3 separate regions of the Homo sapiens genome follow, and all the other regions are linked to region 2. The links are chromatin loops, found by intact Hi-C in ENCODE. Cell type or tissue: mammary epithelial cell. All regions are shown on one strand. Links, peaks and the distances in the headings refer to the core of each region. The heading gives the core; the rest is flanking DNA.

Evidence for each region. Peaks named below come from ENCODE experiments on the same cell type or tissue, not always from the same donor. Only the 100,000 strongest peaks of a DNase experiment are listed, where the experiment ranks them.
Region 1: a loop joins it to region 2, with 7 times the contacts of the local background. A loop is called at or near these places in 4 of 110 quality-filtered maps.
Region 3: it touches region 2 in a loop (4-fold over the local background); 8 of 110 quality-filtered maps call a loop at or near these places.

What each region holds. Positions count from the first base shown.
Region 1 is chr18:76,704,922-76,715,242 of GRCh38, forward strand. No RefSeq gene overlaps it. Among named protein-coding and RNA genes, the nearest start is that of LINC01879, 20 kb to the left of the region's middle. In mammary epithelial cell, for the core only: a CTCF peak has its summit at 5,047 (motif pointing left); no DNase peak of the experiment used is centred there.
Region 2 is chr18:76,616,241-76,626,561 of GRCh38, forward strand. LINC00683 (long intergenic non-protein coding RNA 683) reads left to right here and starts at 3,537. Exons shown (of 2, transcript NR_120419.1): 1 at 3,537-4,954; 2 at 6,517-7,319. It overlaps LINC01927 (long intergenic non-protein coding RNA 1927), which reads right to left. Exons shown (of 5, transcript NR_110784.1): 5 at 6,541-6,956. In mammary epithelial cell, for the core only: a CTCF peak has its summit at 4,195 (motif pointing left); DNase peaks (open chromatin) are centred at 3,261, 4,221 and 5,741; H3K4me3 peaks cover 1,561 bases; H3K27ac peaks cover 3,673 bases.
Region 3 is chr18:76,681,648-76,691,968 of GRCh38, forward strand. LOC105372212 (a long non-coding RNA gene) reads right to left here and starts at 5,776. Exons shown (of 3, transcript XR_935657.4): 1 at 5,222-5,776; 2 at 4,720-4,832; 3 at 1,899-3,015. It overlaps LINC01879 (long intergenic non-protein coding RNA 1879), which reads left to right and starts at 8,382. Exons shown (of 2, transcript NR_122073.1): 1 at 8,382-10,321. RefSeq lists enhancers at 4,821-5,777, 5,789-6,765. In mammary epithelial cell, for the core only: a CTCF peak has its summit at 5,254 (motif pointing left); DNase peaks (open chromatin) are centred at 5,394 and 5,784; H3K27ac peaks cover 1,344 bases.

The DNA of each region.
Region 1 (10,321 bases), core at 3,075-8,074, 89 kb after region 2:
AGTGCCGCAGTTAACGTACATGTGCATGTGTCTTTATAGTAGAATGATTTATAATCCTTTGGGTATATACCCAGTAATGAGATTGATGGGTCTAATGGTATTTCTAGTTCTAGATCCTTGAGGGATTGCCACACTGTTTTCCACAATGGTTGAACTTACACTCCCACCAACAGTGTAAAAGCATTCCTATTTCTCTACATCCTCTCCAGCATCTGTTGTTTCCTGACTTTTTAATAATCGCCATTATAACTGGCATGAGACAATATCTCATTGTGGTTTTGATTTGCATTTCTCTAAGGACCAGTGATGATGAGCATTTTTTCATATGTCTGTCGGCTGCATAAATGTCTTCTTTTGAGAAGTGTTTGTTCATACCCTTTGCCCACTTTTTGATGGGGTTTTTTTTCTTGTAAATTTGTTTAGAGAACTTTATTTTTTATGAAGGGCTGCAACCTGCAGGCTGGGAAATGGAGCCTTCCGTTGAGACTGAAAGCAGGTGCTTGGAGGGAAGGAGGGTGGGATAGGAGTTTTATGTTAAACAGGTTAGCTAAATATAAATATTTAACAGGTTATAGGAGAAGCTATGAATATTCATGAAGAAAGGTCATACACCTGTGTGGGAAGCAAACTTATATGTTACATGTGTCCCATGTTCAGTTGGGATGAAGATGTAATATTAAAATGCAGTAAAATTAGGCTCTATGTCAAAAGGTGAAAGATAGAACACAAAGGTGCTGTGTGCACATCCTCCATAAACCAGCCAGAACCAGTCTGTGATTGTGATCATGTAAACCGGTCAGCTATCACGTCAAAACCAGGGAAAGGAGAGGCGAGTCTGGGTGCAGCATCAGGAGGTTGCTTGAATTCAGCAGAGGAGTCTTGGTTTTTTGTTTTCCAGGACTGGTTTCTGCTTATTTCTTAAGTAAAAAAGGTCCCGTGAAGGTTAGTGAAGAAAGAAGTGTACTGAGGTATAATTGACCTCTTGTCTTGTCATGACCAGAAAACTAAAACTATTATGTTTTTTGGATTTTGAAATATTTGCATACACATAATGAGATATCTTGGGGATGAGACCCAAGTCAAAACATGAAATTTATTTATGTTTCATATACACCTTATACACATAGCCTGAAGATAACTTTATATAATATTTTTAATAATTTTGTACATAAAACAAAGTTTTGGCCACAATGTGTCACAAGGTCAGGTATGAAATTTTCCACTTGTGGCATCATATCAAACTTTTTGGATTTGGAAACTCAAAGTTTCAAATTTTGGAGCATTTTGGATTTCAGATTAGGGATGCTCAACCTGTGCAGTACTTTAAAACTATAATTTCCAGACTTCCAATGGTGCACCCCTATTAGACTTTCAGAAAGCACCCGCCAAGTAAGTTACTGATTTTACACGTATATGCACAACTACTGCACTAATATGCTTTGTTATAAACACACACACTTTAAAGGTTATAACAAAAATAAACAATATTTTATCTTAACTTTAAAAGTGTTTTTGCTGTGACTCCGACTTGTGTTTTGAGTGCAAGCAGCAAGACTGAATATGCGGCTCCCATGTCAGTTGAATACATACACCAAATGCTGAAAGGAAAGAGCCAGTGAGCACACCCTGCCCCCGCCCTCCAGTGGGGGCTCCTCATTCACTCTTCAGGGATGTCCGTGCCCCTCTGACATGCATGCATTTGGGGGATAAGAGACCAGTCTATGTAACATTCGTAAAACGTGATTTTCTTATTTGATTTTAAAAAATGAACAGATAAAGTTGTTTTTCTGTGGTTTTTGTTTTGTTTTTTTTTGAGACAGAGTCTCGCTCTGTTGCCCAGGCTGGAGTGCAGTGGTGCAATCTTGGCTCACTGCAACCTCTGTCTCCCGGGTTCAAGTGATTCTTCTGCCTCAGCCTCCCGAGTAGCTGTGACTACAGGCGTGTGCCACCACACCCGGCTAAGTTTTGTATTTTTAGTAGAGATGGGGCTTCACCATGTTGGCCAGGCTGGTCTCGAACTCCTGACTTCGTCATCCGCCTGCCTCGGCCTCCCAAAGTGCTGGGATTACAGGTGTGAGCCACCACAGCCGGCCCAGATAAAGTTTTACTGGCTCTTCCTGCGTGCACCTCAGTTATTTATGGGGTGCATTCACTGATTCATATGCCTCATTTAAAACAAGAACAGGCTCAGATCCAGGTTTTGTAGAGCATAGGACTTTTACAATTTCTGAGAAGAATAAACTCTTTAAGAAAAAGAACACCAAAAAAAGCCTTACTTTTACAACTTTTACAAATGCTTGTGACCCTCAAAACACAGTTAGGGGACTCCCAGGGCCATGGAAGGGACCCCTGTGGGGGACCTACGACCACCATCACGGCCTTGCTGGCTTTCAAAGTATTTGAGGAGGCTGCTCCTGAAAACAAGACAGCCTGGGAAAGAGAGCTCCTTTGGAAAAGGTTGCTTAGTAGACTGGAATTTCAATGTCCTTCCCTGCCTGGGTCCTCTTCAATGGGCCATCAAAGAAAATTCTATCCTCTAGGCTAAACTGTTTAAAGAACAGTCCCTGCAGCACGGTGAATCCAGGTCTGGAGCTGCTAAGAACAGGAGCACAAATGTTTAGAAAACACCAGTTATCACAGCCATTCACTGTAGCTGTCTCTCTTTTCTCTTCCCTTCTAAAACTCAAGCTGTGGTCTTAGGATAGCAGTGCTCCAGGCTGGAGGAGGAGGAGGAGGATGTATATAACATTTTAGTAAAGAACACTGTGGACTCACTCAATAAGTCACACTGTCAGCTCCTGCCCATTAAGGGGGAGAGGGACCTGTTTTCCCTATTCCTCATGGGCGAGAAATTTGAGCTGAAACTCGTCTTGCAGAAATCTCGGTCTCCCTTTTAAGGCATTGTTTTCAATGTAAGATGGCAAAGGCAAATCCAGTAAAAGGTTGTGGCTAATACCGGACATTTACGGCCCTGAGAACAGTGAAATGCAGACGGTGGCGGTGGGGATGTGCTTGAGGCAAGGCTTAGCAAAGGGTTAAAGTATAGGCAAATTCGGAGGAAAGTGGAAATGCCCAGGAGAAATTTCACTTTAGAAAAAAATCACAAATCCATTCCCTCTTTCGACCCCTCACTCCAGCAGTGCCTCACACGAGTGCCTGACTCCAGATCATCCTTCTCTGAGGCGCCTGTCCCTGACATGTCTCCAGGAGCCAACTGCAGCCCAACAGCCACACAGGTGGGCCTGACGCGCTCTGCTCAGGAAGCGGCTGTGAACCCGCTGCCTTCCTAACACAAGTGTTAGTTCTCTCAGGGTGCCGTGGCCTTAACAGCAAGAGCCACAGCGTCTGTGCTCCCAACTGCCAGGGACTCTGGCTTCCGGGAGGTGGCCTGAGAACCAGCTCAGACAGCAGGGATGGGCCGGGCCTGGCCCTCTGCTCGGGGCCACCCAGGCCTCAGGAGCCTCCTGTTTTACAACTGTCATACCCGGGATCCAAATCCCTTTCCCCTGCCGGCGCGGATCAAAGAAGGGCTCTCACCCCCACCACACTCTCCGCATCCCCACAGGCCTCCCACTGCCCCATCCAACCGTGGCTGCTCCCGAGGCTGCAGGCAGGGTTAGGCCGCCTGTGGGCGACCACCCCGAGGCCTGTCCTCAGCTGCTGCGGGAGCCCCCTGCAAGGCTGGGTCATCACTGTCTACGCAGATCTCGCGTGGGCCCTTTTCCTGGCCTAGCACCCCCAACACACTAAGAAGGGCGGGCAGCATCCTGTTGGTCTGGACTCTGGCGAGGCTGCTCCGGGAAGCCGCAGGAACGTTCTGTGAAACAAAGGCTGACGACTCGGGACTCCCATAAGAGATAGAGCTTGGTTTCCACGTGCCACGCCTACCTGCCATGCCCCGCAGTGTCACGTGGCTTAGAGAGCGGTCGTCACGTGACCCGGAAGTGATGGTCACGTGAAGGGGAAATGGCTGTCTCTGCCCAGGTACCCTCCTAGATCCACGGAGTCCACACTGAGGCCTTGGCGCCCAGGCCATTGCCAGGGCCTTGTTACACCAAGTTTAGGAAAACCGGATTCCGGGGTCACAGCTGCAGAGGAGGGGGTGGCGGAGGTCTCACAGGCCTCACCTCTGCACCTCCCCTGGGGCGGGATGAAGCAATCTGGGGTAACCCGGAGCAAGAGTCTGTAAAGAACCCCAAGGCCTGGGGTGGACTCCAGGCCCAGGTGCTTGCTGGGCCAGGTGCCCGAGCCTCTCAAGGCCCCCAGCCCTCACACCTGTGGGGCCTCGACCACTCCGAGCAGCTGGGGCCTCGGGGCCAGTCCCTGAGTTAAAAATAACCCAGCTAGGCTAGAAGCAAGGAAAGACAAGCGTGCTAGAAACTTCTCCCCTGCCAGGTCAAACAGGGAGGACATCCAGGGAACTTTCTAACTCTAACTTGGGTATAAAACCAGCTTTAGAAGTTGCTGTAAGTTAAGAATTCCTTCAGATAAAATTTTACCTGGGACTTGGTTTACCCTTTAAAAAATCTTTAAAGGAGGAGAGAATAGTTGACATTTCTGAATCCCTGAGACTAGCGAGCATGTGGCTAACGTCACGTTATTGAACAGAAAGGGCGGCGGGGATTTTTGTAGAGGCATTTCCAAGGACAGCGGACGGGCCCTGCGGGCTTAGGGCCCGGCGGCAGAAGAAAGAGGAATCAGTTAGAAATATTCGAGATTTTCCACTTAAAGCTTTGGGTAGAGGCCAATATTGTTGACATTTAAACATCCAGATGAGCCGTCTTTGGGTCAGGAACAAGGAGCTGTCTGGTTCCACATCCCTGGAGGTAGCCTGAGCGCTCAGCAGGCCTGAGTCAGGTCCGCCTCCTGCTACTGACGACTCACGTGATTGAGAATAAACGGCTTAGCCGTCTGAGCTGAGCCTCCTCCTCAATCTGTTGTGCAGTCTATACCCGCGTGTATAGACTCCGGGCCCTTCTTCCCCACGGCAGGATCTAGCAAGGCGCTTCTTTCCGGTGCAGCGCGGAGCCTGTGACTTATGCTCCGCTGCCATCTGGTGGCCCTACGCTCGAATTACAGCTCCAGGGTTTATTAGGTTTTTTAAATTATTATTGTTTTGAGGGATGAGGGAAAACCCTTTTAAAAGTTGAACACGTGAGCCTGAAAAAGTTAAGAAAAGTCAAAACACATGACAGGGGAAGGGAAATAGGTGAGGAGCAGGCAGGATATGGAATGTGGACAATTTCCAGGGTCTTTGTAGAACTGCATGTTTACTTCTTTGAAAGATTTTGAATTCCTAGAGTATTAGGCCCACCTAAAATGAAAGAACCACACGTATGCCAAACACACAGAATACCAATTATTTGTATTATCTAACATTTGGGATTGTCTACTTTACTCTTTTTTTCTCCATTCGAATGTCAAGTTGCTTTCAAGGAACCCTTTTAATGATGTCTAAACTGAAATTGAGACAACTGCTGCTGACTGGATTCGACACTTAACCCCCGGCCCTTGCCCTGGACAAGACCCAAGGGACCCTGGCTTTGAGTAGAACCCGCAAAGAATATAATACTGGCCCCTCCAGAAAATAATCCTCCACACCTCTGTCCAGCATGTTGGCGTATCCTCATCACGAGCGAGTTCTGCACTTGTGACTGATTTGCCTTTTTGGCAAAAAGAGATGGAAGTTGAGCTCCCTAGCGAGAGCAAGCGCTCATCATTTGCAATACAGTGTGGGGTACAGTGTGGGGTACTAGAGGGAGGTGGTGCCAAGCTGCAGGGCGCCAACAGGTGAGTGCCAGCAGGTGAACATACCCTGAAGGAAACCCACCAGGCGGGGCTACCTGAGGGCCTGTGTCCTGGGCAGGGTGACCAGGTGGCCGTCCCACCTGGTTTGAGAGTGTGTGCATCAGGGCCACCACCTGCTCTCTTGCTCCTCTCTTCTGAACATCATTAAAACAAGTTCAAAAATGTTCATCTCCAGCCATGACCCCAGGGCCACTGACAGATGCCTGCTCTTGGCAGGGGAGCGGCTCTGGGCAGCCTGCAGGGCCTGTCCTGGCCAGCAGGAAACGACACCAAACAACCATTTCCTGGGTGATTTCAGGCAGACCCAGGACTCCTTTGATCATCCAGAATCAGGACTCTGAGGACTTATTGAAGGCCTCAGGCTCTCCAGAGGGCCCCACTTGTCAGAGTCATTTCACTCCCCAAAATGTTGGCCAATTCCTGATGCTAGCAGCCTAGCTGGGTGGGGTGGGGCAGGTGCGGCCATGGGAAATCCAGACTGTTGGCCTTTTAAGTTGGGAGTTAGCAAGAGTTGCTTCTTGTAACTGGCTCAGTGTAAGTAAGGCCTCTGCATTAGATTTATAGGCTCTGCCTATCCCGACAGTTCCCCAAACATCCCAGCCCTCCGCAGCCCAGGAGAGTTCATCGAGATCATCTTTCTGTCTCAGGTCAGTGCCCTGGGAAGGGCAGCAGACTGACTTTTCTCGTCCTGCCCGTGGCTCCATGGCTGGCACACAGGACGTGCTCTGTGAGGTTGCCTCTTGACTCTCCTCCTCTTGACATTTGCTGGCCCTAAAAAATGATGAAGGTTTTTCTCATTCTAAAACTCAATCCTTCTGAGTTGGCTTGGCCTTCAGTGGATTAGAGATTAGGATCTGGAGCCCCCGAAACCTTGAGCCAAAACCTCGTTCTAGCTACCAGCTGTGGGTACCTGGGCAAGTAACCTGCCCTTTCTGGGCTGAACTTTCCTTAGATGTAAATGAAGGCAATAATAGCATTGAACAGGGTTATTGGAAGCACTAAATTGGGACACTGTGTGTAAAGGTTAAGTGCTTAGCCGAGGCTGAGACCAGCAAACACTGGAGCCTCTGGGTGTCTGTGCTCACTGCCTTTCCTGCTCTGCGCGTGGGGAAGATGCCCTGCACCTGGCGCTCACCTGTGCCTTAGGCCCAGGACGCACAGTGATTCACCACGCTGCAGAGCCGGCCGTACCCTTCAGTGAGTGACCCCTGCCCTTCAGGGCCCTGCTCTCCCTCAGCTTATACTTTAACACTTCAGACTTTTTGAAGCCTTTGGCCTTAGGCTTTGCTGAGCCAGGTTAGGGGAGGAGAAGGCAGAGGCGAAGAAAGGGGACTAATTGCATATCTTTTTTTTTGGAGACGGAGTCTCGCTCTGTCGCCCAGGCTGGAGTGCAGTGGCGCAATCTCGGCTCACTGCAAGCTCCGCCTCCTGGGTTCACGCCATTCTCCTGCCTCAACCTCCCCAGCAGCTGGGACTACAGGTGCCCGCCACCACGCCCGGCTAATTTTTTTGTATTTTTAGTAGAGACGGGGTTTCACCGTGTTAGCCAGGATGGCCTCGATCGCCTGGCCTCGTGATCTGCCCGCCTCGGCCTCCCAAAGTGCTGGGATTACAGGCGTGAGCCACCGCGCCCGGCCGGATTAATTGCATATCTAAGGTGAGGCCCGGGGCTCTACGTTCACCATGGTCCCCTCATTAAAAGCTGTGAAGTCAAACACCAAGACCCAGAGAATTTAATACTAATACGTGGCCCAAGTTAGACAGCAAGTGCATGACAAAGATAGAACATGACCTTAGCGCCACCCAAATACAAAGGACAGACTCTTCTCAGGCACATTGCGTCTGAGGCCTGTGAGGTCGCTGGGCCTGTCAGGAGGCCTGGCTTCCTCCCGCTCCCTGCTCCTTCTCAGATTCTGTCATGATCAACTTCCCAGGAAACTCGAATGTTCTATTTTATTTCAGGAACTAAAAATAAGGAAGATTCTCTGACAAAATTGCATGAAATGCATCCTGTCCTTCTTTCTCATTTCAAGCATGAATGAACTCGGTGTGAGGAGACTAAGCCAGGCGGCAGGGGTCTAGCATTTCCCGCCTGTGGGTGCAGGAGGCAGACATCTTAATTTTTAGAGCTGCTCTGTAGGCACTTTACAGCTTCCTCTTCTAGCTGCTCAGGCCATAAATCTCTAGACTGCCAGGCTCCAAACTCATGGGGAATGTCCTGCACCCCAGCAGCAAGTCCTGCAAACACAACACTGGGTCATACGTGGCCCATAAATAACGCGCACGTTGAGCCTCAACCTCAGCTGGTGAGGTCTGCTGTCCGGAGGCCGTGGACTTGCGAAGGCCTGAATGAGCCCCTCCAGACTGCCCAAGACAGAGGGTGACACTTCCTGGTGGTGGAGAACCCGGCAGCATCAGCATCAGGTTAGACAGAAACAGCAACAAGGATAAATCCTGCAGGAAAATAGGGAGAGCCTGATGGGATAGGACCGCCCAGTGCTGCAAGCTTGTGCCTTTTCTGGATACTTCCATGGTGCAGGTCACTGCAGTCTGGGAAGTGCCTGCTTGGCCCTGTCCCATAGCAGGCACTCGGCCACCTTGCTGAGAGTGAGGAGACGGAGCTCACAGGCTGGGCAGAGAGACACAGAGACCCAACGGCTGGGGAGGGGAACACTGCCCCCCAAGTCTGAGGGAGTGTGAGGTTGTGGGGAAATTGTTGGAGGAGCCTGCGGATATGCATGGGGCCCACAGCCCCTGCCCAGGGCACCTGCATCTTCCATCAGCCTGGGCATGGAGAGTGACCCCGCCACCAAGCCCAGCCCTGCTCTGAGCCTTGGAGTGTTGGGTTCAGGACAGTGAGGAGACCAGGCCCACTTCTCCTGCCGCTTCAGGGTCTTGGGGTGTAGTCCTTACCAGACACTATACTTCTGTACCTAATCGTACAGGGGCAAGTGGAGTTGACAGAGGGTCATGAGCAGGCATGATTGCTGGCCTAGAGCACTGACTGCGCATGTGCCCTGCATCAGGGTCTCCTGTGGTCCAAACGTGTCTCCTCCAGAATCCAAATGTTGAAACTCAAGGCCTATCGTCATGGCGTTGGGAGGTGGGGCTTTGAGAGGTGATTAGGCCCTGAGGGCTCCTCTCTTGTGAATAGGATGAAGGCCTTCATAAAAGAGGCTTCACATAGGGTTTGGCATCTTTCTTTTCCGTCTCTCCTCATGTGAGGACACAGTGTTCCTCACCTTCAGAGGACACAGCATCGAGGCACCATCTTGGAAGGAGAGAACAGCCTTCCCCAGACACTGAACCGCTAGTGCCTTGAACTTGGATTTCCCAGCCTCCAGAACTATGTGAAACTAGTTTCTGTTCTTTATAAATTATCCAGTCTCGGGTATTTGTTGTAGCAGCACAAATGAACTAAGACATGATCTTAGCATGCACTGAGCCCATGGTTTTCCTGTAAAATGAAAATATTTGCACCTATCGCAGGGGCTGTTATGAGGCCTGGAGATAATGTGCCAACAACTAGCAGATAGTAGGAGCACTGCTGATGGTGGTTACCAGGGCGATGAAGCCTAGCTCTCCAGTCGGGCTTAAGGACACACTCATGCAGATGGGATTCTTAGGACTCCTCCAAGTCATTTCTAACACATGGAACTTGTGGGTTATTTCCCCTTCATTTCAGGTCCTCTATCGAGGGAACCTGGGTCCTGGGACAAAGCTGCCACTATGGCCATGGGAGGAAGCACTGAGCAGGGAGGGGAAGCGGAGACAGCCCAGTCTCTCCCTTAACAGAGCAGCCCTGACAGCTGGCATCAGACAGTGCCCGTGACGAGGTCAGGGCCACTAGGCAACACTTTTCAGGTAAGGGAAGGCTGGGTATGTGCTGGGCACCTGCATGCTGGTGGTGGGGGTTAAACCGCGTGAAGCTGAAGGAGCCACCCTCCTGAGTCTGTCTCTGTCAGGGAGAGGAGTGGGCTGGAGTCACTATCTTAGGACATACGGCAGATTTTTCTAGGATTCCTGTTGGATGGGGATATAGTAAGTGAAGGAAAACCCCAGGAGTAAGGAAAGGTCTTATGGTCTCAAGCACGGAACAACACATTTTTTGTGGGTGTAAAGGCCAGATAGTAAATATTTTAGGTTTTGTAGACTACAATCTGGTTCTGTGGCAGAAGTGGCAACACACCATACAGAAGTAAGTGGATGTGGCTGTATTCCAATAAAACTTTATTTACAAATCGTAAATAGGGAGTGCGATTGGTTCTGAGGCCTAGTTTGCCAACCCCTGTACAGGAGAAAGAGCATAGACACTACCCTAAGTCCCACAACCTAATCCCTGTTCTGCTGGTGCCAGGTCTGCGGCCTTAAGCAAATGCTGTGTCCCTCTGAGCCTGCTTCCTCTGCTTCCTCATCAGTAGAAAGTGGTTAGCAGTATCCACCTCTTAGAGCTGTGATAATGTGTGCAAAGCCGCCAGGACACTGCGGGGTCCTAGGCTTCCACGGAAACACC
Region 2 (10,321 bases), core at 2,287-7,286:
CACTGTGCAGAAACCTTCTAGGACCAGTAAAGTATATATGTGAGCATCTTTTTTTCTTTTTGGCAAAAATAGGATCAAACTTTAAGTGGTGTTTTGCAGCTCGCTTTGTTTAAGGGACAATAAACATCTCCATGTCAATTCAAGTGCCTAACTGTTAAAGAAGTGCCTAGTATCCCATTGTCTGGCAGTCCTATCGCTTACTTAAGCAGCCCTTTATCAATGGACACTTAAATGTTTCCAAAATTTTGCCATGAGACTCTGAACTGAATATGCTTGTGCCGGCATCTCTGTAAACTGATGCAAGCATCTGCGTTGCATGAATTCCTGGAAGTAAAACTGATGGGCCAAAGGACATGTGTGTTTTAGATCTTGATAAATATTGCCAAATGGCTTTCCAAAAACTGTTCCTAATGGACAGGGTCCCAGCGGTCAAGCAGGCCCCGTTTCCTCCTACCCTGCGGGCTGAAGTCTTCGTCCTCTGAAGAAGTCTCCAAGACCACTTGACTGGGGGTGATGGAGAAGGCAGGGTGTGGGGAGATGAGCCTCAGCCCATCATGGCTTGAGCTAGGATGGCTGTATTTTCATTTGGATATAAACTGTAATTCTGATAACAAGGTTTTTGAGCAAATAATTCTGCTTTAAAAAAAAATAAGAAAAATAGGCCGGGTGCGGTGGCTCACTCCTGTAATCCTAGCACTTTGGAGGCCGAGGAGGGCGGATCACCTGAGGTCAGGAGTTTAAGACCAACCTGGCCAACATGGTGAAACCCCATCTCTACTAAAAATACAAAAATTAGCCGGGCGTGGTGGCAGGTACCTGTAATCCCAGCTACTCAGGAGGCTGAGGCAGGAGAATCGCTTGAACCTGGGAGGTGGAGGTTGCAACGAGCTGAGATCGTGCCACTGCACTCCAGCCTGGGCAACAGAGCGAGACTCCATCTAAAAAAATAAATAAATAAAAAAAGTTTAAAAAATAAGAAGAAGAAAAAGAAAAAAACATGTTTGGAAACCATTAACAGGTTCTCCTAAAGCCATTTTCCCTCTCCCTTCCAGAGTCCCATTTAACCCTGCTGTGGCCTCCAAATGGCACCCAAGGAGCTTCATGCCAGCATTCACACCTGTGTAGCCCCATTTCACACCTAACAGAGAGGACCTGTGTTACCACAGGTAATGCAGAATGATGGTATTAAGGACATTGCAGCTTCCGCCTTGTGTGGTCTGATCTCCCATTCTGGAGTAAGATAGCACTGTGTCCTGAGGGCAGAGGGGCAGCCCTTTGAGACCCCAGGTGAGGCAGAGCCGGCCTGGAAGTCACCCTTAGGCCCTCAGCCTGACCCACACCATGCCTGCGGTCTCGTGGGAGACCTTGAGCCAGCACCACCCCGCTGAAGTGCTCCTGAATCTCAGCCTGCAGAAACTGTGTGAGATAACCTGTGTTGATTGTTGTCTAAGCCTCTAAAGGCCGGATGAGTGTTAGGCAACAATGGATAACTAGTAGACCTGGACTTGTGTGGTTCGGGGTCCTAGATGCTAAAAATCTGGTTTTATGCTTGGATTTAAACCTACCTCTGCCTCTGCCCCGTCGGAGGTCCTTGGCATTTCCTCCCGGGTTAGGACACCTAGCCCCAGGCATCTCCTCTCATGACCTTTACCAATGTGGTGACAGTTCAGATGAAGGTCCTTGGCATGAACAGGAGTTGTAAGGATGGATATAGTGACTCGGTGATTGAATACTAAACCCAAATTTAAAATAAACGTGGGTCATTTGGTCCTATAATCTTTGAAAAAGCAATTATGTATAACGGCAGAAGGTTTCAGCTGGATGTCAGATTATACGGATCTAAGAGTCAGTAGGAGGCCAGAAGAGTGGGAACTATTCTTTTCAATGTGATGGTGGGAAGCGAAAACAGAGGGCTCTTTTTTTGTTTCTTGGTTGGTTTGTTTACTAAGGCATGGAGAGGTGAGCTTGTGTTGTGGGAATAAGAGAAGGGATTCGTGGGAGGAGATTGAAAATGCAATCTAGAGAGGGTCATGGGTGGAGAGGGGTGCAGAAAGATGGGGGTCAGCTTGACTCTTGTGGTTTCCCTGAACTCTGCCTCATTCTAGAGATAACTGGGGTGAACTGGTGTCTCAGTGGGACTGTGGAATCCACAGGTGCAGAATGAGGTGCTTGTCCAGCTGAGGTGGGTCTTCCTGGAGTTGGAAGCATGGATGTACAGGAAGCCCTGTCACCAAGGCTGGCAATTCCACCTGAGGATCAACTCGAGAAGTGGCCATCAGAAACCTGTGACGATGAACCCGTGGCTCTCCTTTTGCCTGCTGCACCCCAAGTGTGGGGACTGTACTTGGCACACAATAGGCATTTAATGCACATTGAATGGATGAAGTCTGAATGTGGTTGCTCAGAGTTGGTGATTACCGAAGTCAGAATGGAGGGAGGTCAAGGGGCTGTGTCTTGAGGGAAGAAGGAAGAACCTCGTGGCAATGGCTGAACTGGGAATCCAGAGGTAAACTGATCCAGCATGGGGGAGGGAGGCTTAGGGTCTGGAGATGATTTAATAAGAGTAGCAGGGCCCGAGAGGGAGGCAGCAGGAATGTGGCTGGAGGAGCCTCCAGGAGCCCTCTGCCAGGGTCGTGAGAACCCATGGGCTGGGGCCAGGGAGATGAGAGGTGGAGGCTGGGACCATGGTGTCCTCTTCTTAATCAAAAGCTGATGCATTTTGTTTCCTCTTGAAGGTCTCAGAGTCCCCACAAATCCCTGCCTTGTTCACAACAGTTGGGGCTTTGTGCTTCTCTCTGAAATAAAACTTTTATCTTAAAAAAAGAAAAGAGAATGTATCCAATATAGTATATCATAATCACAGTATTGGGAACTTTCCCAACCCTGGTGGGAAGGAGGAGGAAGTCGTGGGTTCACTGGGGCACAGGAAAAAAATGCCAGAGATGTCCACCCCTAATTTTTTTCCTCTCCTCTTCTGGGTTTCTGTTGTAATGGATTGAAAATACACAGGAGATGTAATGCAAAACTTGGCTTTGATTTTTTTTTCCCACCTAACTCTTTAAAGGTTTGGAAAGATTTGATTACATGGCAGGGAAAGTAAAAATGTGGATGAGATATCCTGACGCTCAGGCCACATGACCAGGTGATAAGGCGTTCAGAGACTGCCAGCGGCAGCTGCTGGCTCAGGTGCGGCCTGTGTGGGAGGACTCGTGTCTCGGTGGTTACAGAGAAGCTGGCTTCCACGGTGTGAACCCGACTGAATCACAGGCCGCTTTTTTGTTCTCCCTCGGCCTTGGAGGGCCTGGGACGTTCCTGTTGCCCAACATCCTGGTGAGCTGAGAACATTCTGTAGATTAATTAGGTTCTCTCCTCTGGCTCAGCAGGTCTGTTCTAGCCATTTGACCAAAGGCTCTCTGATATTTTCTACCAGCCTTAGAACGACAGTCTGCAGATGTGTGCACATAAATGTCTGGGAGGAGCACACAGATACTGTGGGAGGAGTGGGTCCGGCGTAGCTATTGGGAGATCTCGCTCGTACACATGGCGCTACATAGAAAGAATGCCCTGAGGTGAAGGTGACAGCTCGGCAGTTTCTTAATACCCTGAACTTGAGCGTGGCCTGCGCTAGAGAAAATACACGGTGCTTCTTAAAAACAAAAGCCAGCAGCCTGCAAGAGGGCTGTGCCTGCGAGTTCCTGGGAGCAGGAGGGGGCTGTTCCTCCGCCCCTGGCTCCAGTTTCACCCAAGTCACTTCACAGCAGTTGGAAGGAGGTCACCAATTGTTGAGTGTAGGCGGGGGGCGGGGAGGGAGAGGAAGAGGGATGAAAAGGGAAGGCCCGGGTCAGCTGGGAGAGGAGCTCGCGGGCTTTCCGGCGGGCTGGCCTGAAGTGGAAGGGCCCAGGGCTGCCTGCCACCCTCAGATGCCACGCAGGTGTTGGGAGGGCACCCGTCTGTGGGCTCAGGGACGTGTTCCCACCGACAGGCACAGAACGGAAAGCACCTTGGGGGAGACGCCCTTCTCCCCATCTCAGGAGGGAGGCCGGGCCTGCAGACCTCCAGCCCTTCCCCAGCGCTCGCTGTGAGCTCCCCCCCCCCACCCGCCCCCCACGTGCTGGGGAGCAGGTCCGTTTCCCCACCAGTTTGCCTCTGGTCTTTGTGTTTGCTCTGAGGCCAGGCGCGCCCCCTGCTGCAGGCCTGGGCTCCTGTGTGGAGTTCTCCTTTCAGATGTTGCTAAAATGTCTTGAAAGGCTGCGGCCACACCAACAGACGTCGTCCGGCCTTCTTCACACGCAACGAAGCGCCCAGGTGGAAATGCATGTACCCGCGGCAGCTTCTCGGCAGCGGGCTTCCTGGGACGGAAGACACAGGCTCGCCCGAGGGAGACGGAAGCAGGGGATCTGCTAGAACTCAGCTCGCCTCCTCCTTTCTCAGCAGGGCAGAGAATCATGGGCTTGTGCTGACGAAAGCTCCAGAAAATGGACTCATTTAACCTTTCCAAAGATATTATCCAAGCTGCAAAATCTTGGCAATCTGAAGACCTTTTAAGTCGATATACCAAAGAGCTTTAGTCAGGATTGAATGCAAAATGCCAAAATTTCACTTTTAAAATCATCGTAACATCTAAATACAACCTAAGCACACTTGTAAACTGATGCCGAACAGGCACTTGGAGAGCCCTCCCTGCACCCCTTCCTCGCCCCCTCCTTTGTGCAAATGCTGTTTGCCCAGAACTTCAGCCACTGAAAATCCTGGGAACTTTCTCTTCCTGGCTGCCAACCTAGCAGTTTGGACTCACAGACGAGATTTTTAAATCACTGAGGGATTTAAGCCTCTCTGTGTCACAGAAAAGCGAACACCCTCCCAGTTGAAGGTGGCCCCAAAGATGCGGGCCTGGGACCCAGGACTTCTGCAGGAGAGTGGACGCCTGGGTGCCCCCCGCCTTGCCCTGCACATGGTAGGTGCTCAATAATTACACAATAAATATTCACACAAAGCAGTGATTCTGCCGAAGAGATCCACTGCAATGCACCTGGCTTCCTAGAAGCAATAAATGAAAAGCTTTTCTATTTTTTTAAGAAAAGAAAAGATTAATGAAGCCCTGACGTAGAGGCAGAGAGCTCAACAGAATCCAGTGACTCAAGGCGTGCGCAGAAGCAATTTGCTTCTGAAACTCTAAACACCGTTCTTTAGTACTTCCTGACACTCCTCAGCAGCAAGCAAATAAATATTTACATGTGGAAGGAGACTGTCCTTTGAAATGTAGGTTGTTCCATTCAGAAGAGAAATACGGCAAGGTGCCACTACTTTAGTGGCAACACGCGTTATTATTTATGTTTTCCAGTTTGAAAATCGTGCACTTTCTATCAGGACCCTTAAATGGTAAACACTGATTCCCACGTGAAGCGAATTAGTCCAGCAGCCACCCCCCCCTTGGTGGTTCAGGGACAACAGCATAAGCTTTGACAAATCACCCTTTGTTTTATGCTTTGATTACCTGGTGAGCTAAAAACAATGATAGTAAAAGCCTGGACCTGCCATGTATTCAGTCTGCATTTGTTACTCTCCCCTTTCTTCCATTTATGAGTTTGTTCCCAAAAGATTTTTTTAAAAAAATTCTGACTTGAGTAACTTTTCCTCTGATCTGATCTGTTGTCAAATTAGTGGGTGGCAGGAGAAAGCCAGTCACATGATATCATCGTTTCCTATTCAAACAGACGGCTTTTTTTTTTTCAGTAAAAATACTCGACTGCAAGACTATGAGTGTGCAGATAATTCTGCTGCTTACTCCGATTGGAGGTGTCTCCAGGGAGTTTCCAAGCACAGGAAGCATTCCTGCTCTGAGGTTTCGGAAGAACACTTTCAGCAGGATTTTGGGTCACTGAAATGAAAGTGAACTATGCTCTGTACAAATGTATCATGTTTAATTCAGGAGAAATTCATGCATTTCTTTGTTCTATAAATATTTACTGGCAGCTCGTTTTGTATAGGAGGCTGCCACCTCCCAAAAGCCCCCTGCTCCTCGAGTGGGTTGAGCCTGAAACCCCACATCCACAGACGTGCCCAGCGGCCTTGGGTGCTCAACACAGGCTCGTTCAGGTACGACCAGATAACGGGGCATACCTGGTCCCAGAGTTCAAGGGCTTGTCTTATTTTATTTTAAACATCAGACTCTAACTGCTTGTTTAATCTAAATGTTAGCAATCAACCTACAGCCACCTGAAATATGTGAGTGGTGTTTAACAGATGATAAAGATCATATATTACTTGCATGGAAAGAATGTAGAAATATAGGTGTCCCTTTTAGTCTTTAGTGTGTCCCCATAATCAATGTCCCCAGCTCATTAATGAAAAGGTCCCCTCCTCCTCCCCCATCGCTGCCCTCATTCCTATAATGTAAACAGCCACCAATGGCTCCTATTTCTTTGTTCAAACAAACAATAGCCTTATAACGAAGAAGAAAATTAGTATCAGGTGAAAGCCTCACTTCAGGGTGCTTATGGCTTTTTCTTTTTTCAGAATAACAGAGTACACCAGTCATCATAAGAAGAAAAATTCACATTTAAAGTTTGGAAAGCAACAGGACAAAGGTCTGTCTTCAGTGGTGCGTAGACATGCTCGTGATTGAATTGGAAATAGTTCTCTTTCCTTCTCTCTGACTTCCTAACTGAAAAGCTGCAGCGTGGGGAGAAAGGCTGCTCAGAAGCCTGGAGCCAGAACACGCACCCCGGCTTTTGCAGGGCCGGCTCACTTGGTTAGAATCAAAGGAAAAGCCTTGTTATTTGGGAAGCTGGGCGTCCTCACCAAATTAGGGGATTTAATTTGCAGATATCTAAGGAGTGCTTTGAAATGAAAGATGAACTAAAATCTGCTCTGAGGCCCGTGATTTTTCACCAGTGAAGGACTCTCTTGCTGCTGGACATACATGAAAAGCATCATCTGATCTGAAACGCAAGTCCCTGCAAGACAGAGGAGAGACTTTATAAACATTTTATACCATTCTATGAAATCAATTCGATTCAGGGCTAGAATTCAAGAAGTAATCCATGGGCAAGTATATCTGATGGTAAACCCAAACGATTATATTGTTAACCTCTTGTACTTTTTTTAATTTTTTATTATTTGATATTATTATCACAAAAGTCGCTGGAACAGGATCCATGAGCTGCTTCTTCACTGCTTAGTGTTTTCAGAAGCTGATGGATTATTAAGCTCCAATTGAATACTTGATTTCCAATGATTCCATTAATTTTTCTGGTTTGTGGTAGGATTTGATTTACTTATTTTGTACTTTAACACACCAATAAAAAATAGATACTAAGAAATAGTGAAATTTGTTGCTTCAAAATAACCCTTAAAATTTAGAGTTTAGTGAAATTAAGCAATTCAAATAGAGAAACGATTATCCTTCATTTCCTTAAGGCACAGAAATTGAGACTAGGTTCAAGAACCTTCATATTTTAAAAACTGGAAAATACTGGCTAAGTGAGGACTGGGCGGTCATCCTCCACACATGCTCTGTGTGCTTGGAGCGAAGAGGGGAACGCACTGAATGAGATGAACTGGAAGGAGGTGCAGCAGCGAAGGAAATCCTTCTGTTGGGAGAGTTCACGTGTTTAGGATAATCCTTCGAATAGGACGCAACAGTGATGTGAGGAGAAGCTTTGGAGCTGATTTAGATTGAGACAGTCTATCACAGGCTGTTTGGTTGCATCCCTTTGGGGCCAGTCTCATTTTAGGTCTAAATATGCAGGAATGGGGCTCTGGCTTCCAGAAGTTTCAGGCTGCAAAAGGCTGGGGCCACCATCTTTACAGATAATCCATTAGTTTGATTCTCTTGGGGGCCAGGAAGAAAACCAAGAACACTCAATGGACTATGGGACTCAAATAATCCACAGGAGGCGTTTGTAAAGGGGCAAAACTGTGTGTGCCCAGTAATTCTTGGAGCTCGCAATAGAGGTGGAGAAGCAGTGATGGGCCCCACAGCAGCAGGGGCTTGGGAATGACGGAAAAGAACAAAATGATGGAAGGACAGCTGGAAGAAACAGGGAAGCTTCCTTTTAACTGGATGCTGGGTCTCAGCCTTGAATAGTTCCTGGCCTTCGGAGGCCTTTTCTCAGGGAGCATGGCCTGGGGACTCCCTGCTTGCTCTGCTGAGCTTTCAGGGAAGGAGAAATGGGCAAGGCCAGAGGCGACCATCAGGTGCTCCGTAGGCACAGAGGCAGAACTCAAGGTTTAGCTTTACCTTAAGAGGGTGACTGCAAAGTGTGCTCCCTGGACCAGGGGCCTCGGCCTCACCTGGGAGCTTGCTAAAAATGCAAGTTGCTCTCACCCAGACTGAATCTAAAATTCTGGGTACAGCCCAGCAATCTCTGCTCACACTTTCTCCAGATGATTCTGGTGCAAGCTAACCTTTCAAAAGTCCTGGGTCCCATTCCCAGAGGCTGTGATTAAGTTGGTCTAGGGCTGTGGCCTAGACCTGGGGATTTTGGAAGCCCACAGGTGATTCTGTTGTGCAGCCATGGTTGGCAGGCTGTTCACGGTGCTGTTCAACAGGTCCTGCTGTGGGATGGAAAGGGTCTGTATCTGCACTGGCCAATGTGGGAGCCAGCCCTGTGGCTATTGAGCACTTGGCCCCTGGCTAGTGCAACTGAGGAGCTGAATTTTTCATTTCATTTACTTTTAATTAAGTTTAAATAGCTAAATGTGGCTATTGTCTGCCTTATTGGATAGCAGAGTTCTAGAACCACAGATAAATGTAATACTGTCCCTTTAGTTGATTTAAAAATCCAATGCCTCTGTAATCCTAGCACTTTGGGAGGCCAAGGTGGGCTGATCACGAGGTCAAGAGATCGAGACCATTCTTGCCAACATGGTGAAACCCCGTCTCTACTAAAAATACAAAAATTAGCCGGGCATGGTGGCAGGCACCTGTAATCCCAGCTACTCGGGAGGCTGAGGCAGGAGAATCACTTGAACCCACGAGGCGGAGCTTGCAGTGAGCCAAGATTGCACCACTGCACTCCAGCCTGGTGACAGACGGAGATTCTGTCTCAAAAAAAAATGCCTCACAGAGTTAAATATTTAAGTTGATAAGAAAAATGGTAGTCGAGTCTTTGAGGATTATTTTAAAATCCACTTTTGGTGATAAATAGATAAAAACAGTGTGGTAGGGCCCAGAAGTTCTTCCTGATTTCTACCTGTTGGAGCTGAATTCCTCAATTTTACTTGTAGGAGAACGGCTTCCTAAAGGGCACCTTACCCAGCCATTCCTGCATGCAAGTGTGTATGAGAACTGCAGGGGGCATTATATGAAAATCCAATTCCTGGGCTCTATCCCAGATGTTCCTATCCAATAGGTCTGGGTTGGGGCCCTGGAAACTGCATTTTTGGCAAACCCCTTACTGATTTGGATGCACAAGTTTCAAGGAACAGGCACTAAGGATCGCTGATGTAGAATCTGTTTGTCCATCCAGGAAAGCCAGAGTCACCACACTTGAGTAAATGGGTTTTGATGTAGGAAAGGTCTTTATAATTCTTTCATGAATTCACCAAACTTTAAAAACTGTACTATTTTTGGCTGGGCTTGGTGGCTCACGCCTGTAATCTCAGCACTTTGGGGGCCAAGGCGGGTGGATCATGAGGTCAGGAGATCGAGACCATCCTGGCTAACACGGTGAAAACCTGTCTCTACGAAAAATACAAAAAAAAAAAATTAGCCGGGCGTGGTGGCGGGTGCCTGTAGTCCCAGCTACTCAGGAGGCTGAGGCAGGAGAATGGCGTGAACCCGGGAGGCGGAGCTTGCAGTGAGCCGAGTTCGCACCACTGCACTCCAGCCTGGGTGACAGAGCGAGACTCTGCCTCAAAAAAAAAAAAAAAAGCGGTAGTATTTTCAAGACTGTGCTAAGCTGGAGGAGAAATCGGTGAACAGGGTTCAGTGCCTCCCTTTAACTAATAACATAAATACACTTCGTGTTGCTGTGTAGTTAATATTCGCAGCTGCTGAAGGTGCTGCAATTCACCGGGTGACTGCTGAAAACTCCAATCAGTGCCTGACTTATGTTCCTTTCCACACTGCACAGGAAGGGCCTTTTTGGGTAGTGTCTACAGCTGTTAACTGTTTGTGGGCTCAGCCTTCAGATGCTGTGTTACAGAAAGCCCTTACCGCAATCCTAAATGCTGCTTCTTTTATTAATGGTACTGTCATTTATTTAGGGCCTCCTGTATGTTAGGCAATCCACAAACATTGCACATAGCATGAATGTATTGTTCAAACTGAAATATTTTTGAAAGTAAATGGGGACAAATTAAAAATTCTTTCAGG
Region 3 (10,321 bases), core at 2,386-7,385, 66 kb after region 2:
TGTGGTAAAACACATAACGTAAAATTTATCCTTTAACCGTTTTTGTTTTGTTTTGTTTTGTTTTTTGAGACAGGGTCTCCTGCCACCCAGGCTGGAGTGCAGCGTCGTGAACATAGGTAACTGCACCCTAGACCTCCCGGGCTCATGTGACCCTTCCCCATCAGCCGCCCGGGTAGCTAGGACTATAGGTGTGCACCACCATGCCCCACTATTTTTTTTTCTGTAGAGATGGGGGTCTCACAATCTTGCCCAGGCTAGTCTTGAACCCCTGGACTCACGCAATTCTCCCAGCCTCCCAAAGTGCTGGGATTACGAGTGTGAACCACCGTGCCCGGCCATTTCATCATTTTTAAGTGTGCAGTTCTGTGGCACTACACACGTTCACACTGCTGTGCAGCCATCACCACTCTCCAGCTCCAGAACTTTTCCATCTTCCCAGACTTAAACCCTGTCCCCACGAAACACAGAGGCCTCACTCCTCCTCCCCCAGCCCCTGGCGCCCCTTCCACTTTCCATCTCCTTGGCCCTGACTCCTCCGTGTTCCTCACCTGTGTGGCTCAGCAGCACGTGTCCCTCTGAGACTGGCTCACTGCACTTAACACAGTGTCCTCCAGTGCATCCGTGTCATAGCATGGAGCAAAATTTCCTTCCTTTCAAGGCTGAATTTGATGCCATCGTTCAGGTTTTTTTTACACAGCAAAGTGTGCAAACCACTGAGGACAGGGCTACTGCTGCCGGCCATGACCCTGAAGCCGTCTGTGTCCCAGCCCTGCACAGAGCTGGCCTCAACTGCTGCTCCCATTCCCTACTTCTCCTTCTCCCTACCTGGGAGCAGCTGCCAGGCTACCGCACAGGGTATGGAGAGGGAAGAAGCACCTGGGTGCCTTTTTTTTTTTTTTTTTTTTGAGACAGTCTCACTCTGTCACCCAGGCTGGAATGTGGAGTGCAGTGGCGTGATCTCAGCTCACTGCAACCACCGCCTCCCAGATTCAAGCAATTCTTATGCCTCAGCCACTCTAATAGCTGGGATTACAGGCACACACCACCATACCCAGCTAACTTTTGTATTTTTAGTAGAGATGGGGTTTTGCTCTGTTGCGCAGGCTGGTCTTGAACTCCTGACCTCAAGTGATCCGCCTGCCTCAGCCTCCCAAAGTATTGGGATTACAGGCTTGAGCCACTGCACCCAGCTCCAGCCCATTTTTTTGAGACAGGATCTCCTTCTGTCGCCCAGGCTGGAGTGCCCTGTCTAGATCTTGGCTCACTGCAGCCTCAACCTCCTAGGCTCAAGCGATCCTCCCACCTCAGCCTCCCAAGTAGCTAGGACTACAGGCGGGCACCAGCACTCCCGACTAATTTTTCTTTTTCTATTTTTAGTAGAGATGGGGTTTCATCATGTTTCCCAGGCTGGTCTTGAACTCCTGGACTCAAGCGATCTGCCTGTCTTGGCCTCCCAAAGTGCTGGGATTACAGGCCTGAGCCACCGCACCCGGCCTCGTTTTTAATTCTCACAATTCTCAAGGATAGTCGCGAGAGGCCTCAGTGTTTCCGTTTGACCAAGGAGACATACTGAGAAAAATCCAGTGGCTTTTCACATAGATCACGGTGCAGGTCCTTTGCCCTGGCACCTTAATCAGGAAAAGGAGCCCCTAGTGAGCCCTGGTTTCCTCATTTATAACGTTGGAAAAATAACAGTATCTACTGCATAGCATTGATTTGAGAGCTAAAACCAGATAATTTATGTATGGTGCTTAAACACAGTGTCTACAATTAGCAAGGGCTCAGTAAGAAGGAGCCAATATTAATATTATTAACATCATAATTTAAGAGGAAAAAATTCAAAGTGTGGTCCATGCCTATATTTCAGTTTTATGCAGCTATTTAAAATGGTGTTTACATTTTGTGTTTACAAAATTGTTTAATGCATGAGGAAATTTTTATGTTGTTAAATTTTTTCAAGTTTCCGAAATCATATATACTGTATGATTTCAATTATGCTTTAAAAAAAACCAGTAATAAAAACACAGGAGGAAATATGACAAAATATCAACAGTGGGCATATCTGGGTAATGAGATTGTGCGTAACTATTTTTCTACTTCTCTCTCCTTCAATCTACTTCCCAAGGAGCAGATAACTGTCTCTATAATTATAAATACAATAAATCAAAATGTAAGTAAAGTCGAATATGCACTAATCGAGCTTTGTTTTCCCATATGGTAGTGGTCCCCATCCCGGGCTGCACGTGAGGATCCCCCAGGAGCTTGTTCTCACCCAGGTTGCGGCTGCCCCCTGACCAGTGTCATCACCGGCAGGTGCCATCGACAGTCTGATGAGAAACAGCTGACAATTTTGATTCAGAATCTGAAAGTGGCTCACTGGTGTTATCAATACACACAGGATCGCTTTCATTTTAAAGTCACAAACAGAGAGTCAGTGCAGCTACAGGATTAGAGCTGACTGGCTGAGTGCTTTGTCATCTGAATTATCAGGACCTGGAGAGCAGGGGAGGCTCCCAGTGGGTGTGGATCTCAGCGCTGGCTGCCCTTTCTCCCCATTTTCACCTGTTTCGCCATTGCTCTCAGTTGCCACCCTGGCTCTAAGAAGCGGGGTCGAGAAAGAGCCACTGAGGAAACTGAAGAGGCCACGAGTCGATTCTGTGCCCAGCTCAGACTGTGGCTGATGCGCAGAGGCACGTGGGCTCTTGGAGGGTGGGGATGAGCTGGGCAGCCCCACGGCTCCTCCTGGCAGGGCCCCCATGCTGCGCGTCTGTGGGCTCTTGGAGGGTGGGGATGAGCTGGGCAGCCGCACGGCTCCTCCTGGCAGATCCCCCATGCTGCGCGTCTGTGGGTTCCACGGCAGCCAGTTCCAGGCACAGGGCATTCTTGGTGCACTTGTCAGGTGATTGACTCCGTGCAGCGATCTCCACGGGTCCTTTTGAGGATGATGCCGAGAATCTCTGTTTTACTCCTGGGAACACAGCAGCTGCCAAGGTTGGACATCACTCTTCCTAACACCTGGGAGATAGATAAGGAGTGCTTTAAATGAAGCTTCAAATGTTTCTAGTGGTTCAAGAGGGGCCCTGAATGTGTGGATCCTCCAAGCTCCCCTTCTCTCTGCACTTGGCTGTGTTGTCATTCACAGCCCAGCAACTCACCTTACAGAGGTTAGGAGGGAGAGGAGGCTACACATCTGCGTATTAATTCATAGAAAGCCTTGACCCCATCAGTGCCAAGTCCCAGCATGTTGTTGAACCACTTACATCAAGACAAGGCATTTGTGCTGCATCAACTCAGCAGTGATTGGCAGAGTCCTGTATTCATCATTCCTCCCGGTGTCGTCCTTTTAAAAATAATCTACAGGTGAGCAAATCATGAAAGTGTGCCAAACTGGTAGGCTTTTCTTTTTCTTTTTTATTATTTATTTATTTATTTATTTATTTTGAGATGGAGTATCGCTCTGTCGCCCAGGCTGGAGTGCAGTGGCACAATCTTGGCTCACTGCAACCTCTGCCTCCCGGGTTCAAGCAGTTCTTCTGCCTCAGCCTCCCGAGTAGCTGGGACTACAGGTGCCCACCACCATGCCCAGCTAATTTTTTTCGTGTGTGTGTATTTTTAGTAGAGACGGGATTTCACTGTGCTAGTCAGGATGGTCTCAATCTCCTGACCTCATGATCCGCCTGCCTCGGCCTCCCAAAGTGCTGGGATTACAGGCGTGAGCCACCGCACCCGGCCAGCTTTTCTTTTTCTATGAGTTTGTGGTTTTCTGCCAGGACATCCCATCAGTTTGGAATAAATGAACACATCCCTTAGCCCTGCATTTACAGACCCCACCCCCATCACTCAAGTCCCCATATCCCCTCTCCAGATCTGTATCCACAAAGCACCACGCTGAGATCGCCTGACTGCGCTGCCTTTGACCTTCCAGGCATCAGCGTTCCCAGGAAGGGAGTGGCTCCAGGCCCCTGTGGGAGAGTTGCAAAAGGTGGCGCACACTTGGTTTTCCAGGGTTAGACCCCCTGTATGAGTCTGAGAGCCCGACAAGCCCAACTATGGCTTTGAAATTCATCATGGGGTCATTTTCTGTATTTAAAATAAAACTGGAGAAAATGAGATTTCAATCCCATTTTGAAAATGTTTGTGCCGAGACAGCAAACAGCAAAATGGAGCTTTCTTGCCAGCGAAGAAGAGCACACCTGCATCACCTTTAAGGAGAAACGGGCACAGCCGTGCCCTTGCTCTCTGGGAGTCCCCATGCAGACTGGTGGAGGTGCTTGGAGCACCTGTCAGAGGGCTGGTGTCCAAGAGCCAGGGGGGTCCCTACCCAGCTCCACTCACCCCCACCACCCGCAACAGACAAACTGCGTGAGGCTTGGTTTCTCTGCCTGTGAATGGGGACCACTCCAGGGACACAGTCCTCATCCACACTGCCCGCCGGCACCCAGGCTCAAGGTGCTGGGGAATGTGTGGCCCTTCCTTCCCTCTGCCCCCGCAGGTGTGGCCACCAGTGCTGCACAGGCCTCTCAGCCATCCCGCTGTTGTCCTTTTGCTTTTAGTTTTGGAATCTGGTCCTTGGGGTTGCTGGGTTTTGTTTTGCTTTTGGGATGTCAAGCAAGCATTGGCTATGATCTCCAGAGTTCAGATGGTCCCCTAAGATGGATGCAATCCCTAAAAATAAGGTGATGATCCCTACACATATTTATGACCATTTTAAGGACTCACACGTGGTTCTCTGGGCAGACTCTGTGCTGCACCCTGGCCTGTCAGAAGTGCCTTTTCAGCAGGCGACTATCATCCTGCATGTCCTGCCCCTCGACCGGTCACCCAGCAATGCTCTGTTGTCAAAAAAAAAAGACGAAGATTAATCAAAGTGTTGCCTTCTTCCTACTTTTCTTTTTTCTTTTTCTTTCTTTCTTTCATTTATTTTTTTTTTTGAGAGAGGGTGTTGCTCTGCACCCAGGCTGGAGCCTCGAGTGATCTTCCCACCTCAGCCTTCCAGTAGCTGGGACCACAGGCGCACACCGCCGCAGCCGGTTAATTGTATTTTTTTGTAGAGACAGGGTCTTGCTCTATTACCAAGGCTGGTCTCAAACGCCTGGCCTCAGGCGATCCTCCTGCCCCAGCCTCCCAAAGTGCTGGGATTCCACGCGTGAGCCACTGCACCCGGCCCTTCCTACTTTTCCACGGCTGGCCCCAGGGGTGAGCACGCTGTTGCTCTGTGTACCTTTAAAGACTGTTTTCCAAAAAGTGGCTGCCATCTCCTGGGAGCCCGTGAAATTGCACGATCTGGAGTCAGCCAAGCCTTTAGTAACCGATTGTTTTGTTTCTTCCTCTTCAAAATGTGCAGGTTATTCCAGGGCCATGTATCAATTTTGTAGGTCAGAGTGACCCAGATCCAATCCTTACAGCACCAAGGCAACAATATCAGGGCCCTGGGTCCCTCCCTTGGCCTACAAATAAGAGTAATAAAGGAATTGACGTCAACAGATCTTTGTCATGATAAGTTACTGTGTTACAGGGATGCAAATTTCACAGCTACAGATCCTGTCAAAGTTGCTTCTAAGCCCAAGCTCTGGGTGTTGCAACTATGGTTTCATTATCCTAAAAAAAAAAAAAAAAAAGGAAATACTTAAAGATACTTTTAAAACTTGGTTTAGGTCGAATGCCTTAAAAAACAGCTTTCCTTTCAGGCCCCAAAGCTTGAGATTCTAAGCTGGAGAGTCAGCAAAGAGTGCCCAGAGACTTGGTTCTCCCGGAACCTCCGCCCCCTCTCCCACCCAGTGAGGGCCATCAGGTGAGAATGATTCATTTCTCACTTGAATAGACCCTTTAAATAAAGATGAGTCATTTTTCTGAGAATAAGTCCTTGACATCAAATTGTACAATCTGTTGCCTTTCTAAACACCTCAGTTTAAGGGAAGCAGAATGACTTCAATATCAGGGTTTGTAACAGGCACACAGAAGGGGCAGGGGGTGGGGCCTGGGGGAGGACTGAAGACCCTTTGGTGAGTTTCAGGAGGTAAATAATGACTTACCAGAACGACAGCATGGCTGCCTTCCCTGTGAAAAGCCAGTGTTGAAACATGAGTGTTTGTTCATCTGCAGCCTTGGGCTGTGGTGTCTGCAGTGTTTAATAAGTCATTTTTAATTAGCTTCCATCCACCGTGGTGCGTGGCTGGCTGTCTTCGCACAGCTCTCCGGGGCTGTCTCCAGGAGGCCCTATTTTATTGGCCATTGATGCCATGTCTGCTCAGAGATACAATCAGAAAATATGATTGGTGTTCCCGCATGACACACAGGAGGAGGCACGGATGGCATTACACAAACGGCCCAACAGGCCGGGCGCGGTGGCTCACGCCTGTAATCCCAGCACTTTGGGAGGCCATGGGGGGCGGAAGACCTGAGCCTGGGCAATATAGCAAAACACCGTCTCTATAAAAAATACAAAAATTAGCCAGGTGTGGGGATGTGTGCCTGTAGTCTCAGCTGCTTGGGAGGCTAAGGTGGGAGGATCACCTGAGCCCGGGAGATTGAGGCTGCAGTGAGCCAAGATCATGCCACTGCACTCTAGCCTGGGCAACAGAGCAAGACCCTGTCTCAAAAAAAAGCAGCCCAGCAGGTGACAGGGTGAGCATGGTGGGATTTATCATGAGCAGTACCCTGACCTGTCCGAGGGCACAGCATACCATTATCTAAATGACCAAGGTCCGGAAACTCTTTCGTTCCTGACTTTTCAGTGGTTAGAAGGTGCCAGAGACCAGCTACCTAAGAAGGGAACTGGCCAATTCCCAGGAGGAAAATACTGCCTGCCACTGCACTCAATTGGGGCAGCCATGGCTGAACAAAGCAGGAAGGAGCTGATGGGCGTGAAAAAGGACTGGACTGGAAGTGAGGACCCCAGCTGTCCAGCACATTTCTCAGGGAAGACTCACATGGCACAGCCCAATGCTGGTGTTCTTGTCAAGTGAAGAGTGGGAGTGTCCCGCAGCCCCGGGAGAATAATCTACTTGAGTCCCTGTTTTAAGGGGCATTACTGAGGGGATTCTGCTCCCTGAGCTCCTAGAGGTCTGAGAGCAAAACCATGCAGTGTTGTGTTTGCATTCACAGAGAGCAGGGAATAGAAATGTCTGTCTGCCTTCCCCTCACCCCAAAACCAGAATGCCATCCTCCTAGTGTGTCTGCTGCACTCATGGCAGCAGGAGGAGCAGAAGCAGCCGGGGGTGCTGCTGAGCCCCCACTCCTCCCCACCTCCCCGCACCCGTCCACCTGCAGCAGGGATGGCATGGAAAACCCGACATTTCATAAAGATTCAGCAAGGTCCTGTCAAAGCCCAGGGGAAGCCATATTCAGGGAGGGGGTCAATGTCTGGGAGGAATACAATTCCCAAAAGAGACTGAGAGTGAAGCCTGTGGGTCGGAGGGTGAATGAGAGAGGCTGGCGTATTTGGGAATCAAAGGTGTCAAGGTTTCTTGAGGCTCCTGTCCCTGTCTGTCTGCTTCCTTTCTCTCCGTTCCACCTCTTAGCCCCTGTGAGCAGAGACAGCTGGGGCCCCAGGCTGGTATGATGAGCAAGGGTATAGTTCCCTTCCCTGGGTGCCTTGTCCATTCATGTGTGTGCGTGCACTCCGGAGCTCCTCACCACCCAACCCTCTCTCCTCGTGGTTTTCCCAGTGTGGAGATTAGCCCTCGCCACTGACACGCTGAATAATGCCTTCCTGCCCACCCTCTCCAGGTCGCCTCCTCCCCACGTGAAGCCACTCCCCAAGGGCTCATCTTTGAAAGACTTTTTAAGGTGCACGTGTCATTTTCACATTTGCTCACATTGCACAAAGACCTAGTTGAGGAAACGAAAACTGCTATGATTTATGCTAATGAGATGAATTGCATTCCAAATGTATCTCAACCAGAACACACTTCGCAGTAACACGCATGAAAAGGAAACGTGTTCTATCTAGGAATCCCTGTGTTATTTCACTGATCTGCATGTTGTACCCGAGGGCATCTAGCAATGTGCTAATACCTAATTCAGGAAATCTGGATTGAACATGGGCACCTGTGAAGAAGTGGAAACGGCAGTGGAGCTAAGACATACAGCAAAGAGAGCCTGTTTTGTTATAAACAGCTAAATCTGGAAGTCAATGTTTTGTGTTTCTTGCAGAAGTCATACTTTTATCCTGTCATTATGCAAAAGTGCTGATTCATGTTTAGTGCCACAAAATCTACCTTTAAAGTGGAATATTTTGAAAGGTTGTGTTAAAATGACTCTCAAATCTCTTCCAAAAACTAGCTGCTAAGCAGGAGTTCTCAAGGTAGAAGTTGGAATTACCCAACCACCACCCTGATGGGATGCTCTCTGAATGCAGATGGAAACGATGACTTAACTGCAGCTTCGGATGCATCAGACACAAACGCTGGATAAAGCTGCTCATTCACATAAAGCACCACCTGCTGCCGCTACCTGGAATATCCACACTGGATAACTCGAAGCTTGGTGGAAACAGAGGTTGGAAAAAGCAGAAAATAAAACAAAGGGATGGAAGATGGGTGCTCTGAATTCCATTTCCTTAGAAACCAACAAGAGCTCCTTCAGTATGTCGTGGACACCTTCAGTTGAGCACAGCTCAGGCACCGCAAGGACACTCCGCTCATGTAAGTTGGCCTTAGTAGGTTTTTCTTCCATGAGTGAATTTCTATTCAGAGCAAGTAAAACACAGCCTGTGACACTGTTTGTCCCGAATGTCAACAGCGCTCTCTGTGATCAGCCCGTTGTACGAGGTGTTGGAATACATGAACAACGCAAACGGAATATCTCGTCTCTCATTTCTGTCTTTAATCATTGGCTGCCTCCACTCCAGTTACACCTGGGCCGTGCTCTGATCTGCAGGTTTAACTCCAGGGGAAACTTCACCTGTTTGATGACAGCCGTCAAGTGAACCAGATGTTACCTCTAGTAAGAAAGGATGGGCAGGTAGAGTGTGATGTCTGGGGTGCTCCTGACTCAGGGCGGCCTCCCTGGCTCCCCTCACCCAGTTGGACCTGGGTGCCCTTGTCCTACTCTTCTATAGCATCCTTGGCTTTTCCTTCATGGTGCCCATCACACATTCCAGCGAGACACGGATTTGTGGGATTATTTGCACCGGGTGAAGTTGGCCTGTTCCACTAGTTTCCTGACTCCAGGAGCTCAGAGCTTTTGTCATTCTTTCTTCACTCTGTGCATGTAACACACAAGAGACGTTTCCTGAATGAAGGGCCCCTGATGCTGTGGCACAAATAACAAAACATTGGGAAGTAGTACGTCTTGCCAGCCCTACTGCTGGCCCTGAATGACTGGAACCAGTGCTTCAATTTTAAACATTTGATTGACAAGTTATTTTCAGCAGTTTGCCCTCAAAAGATGACCTTGTGTCGTTTACTTCTAACCTGATCTGGGCTTAGCGTATCTACTCATTCCTTAGGTCAGCCACAGCCTCATAAGCAGCTACGTTCAATCAGTCGTCACAGCCCTGGGCACAGACTTTCTCAGCAAGAGTAATTTTCTCACTTATGCTAACAATTTGACTTCTTCAAACGCGTACTCTTTTTTTTTTTTTTTTTTTTTTTTTTTGAGACGGTGTCTCATTATGTTGCCCAGGCTGGACTTGAACTCCTGGGCTCAAGCAATCCTCTGCCTCAGCTCCAGACTAGCTGGGACATAGATGCATGTCACCGTGCCCAGCTCAAAAGCGTACTTTTACCTACACTGATGATATCAAGACATGATAGAACAAAAAGCATATTTCCTGAGTGATTTTTTAAAAATTTCAACCGCCTGTACACAGACTGTAACACCAGCAGTCGTGAGGAAGTGCTTGGGACTTGCCGGTTCTCAGACTTGCCTCTTGCCAGGGAGGAGACCCCATCTAATAACAAATGTCTTTCCCTAATGAAGTCCAGAACCAGATCTTTCATGGACCTAGATTTTACCTGCAGAGATGTGGAACAGCCACAGTTGGAAAACCATGAGTGCTTGATGTTAAATGAAGGCAACACTCCTCAATTCTGAGATTGTTTATATTGTTTTGGGAATGTAATCGTTGGAGAAAACATTTCTCAGCCTGGTCACAAACCGTCCCTCCCACAACAACAACAATGGAGTATAAGAAGTACAGTTTTACAGAGTATTTTGGGGGCTTTCTTCTCATGACAAGAGTCTTTCTTATGGTACAAATAGTTGTGTCCTTTCTCACAGCATAAAATATACACATAAAATAGTAAAACGGGAGAGACAGTACTGACAGTGGATGAAGCCAGGCTGACGTGACTGAGAGGCAAGTTTCAACATCAGG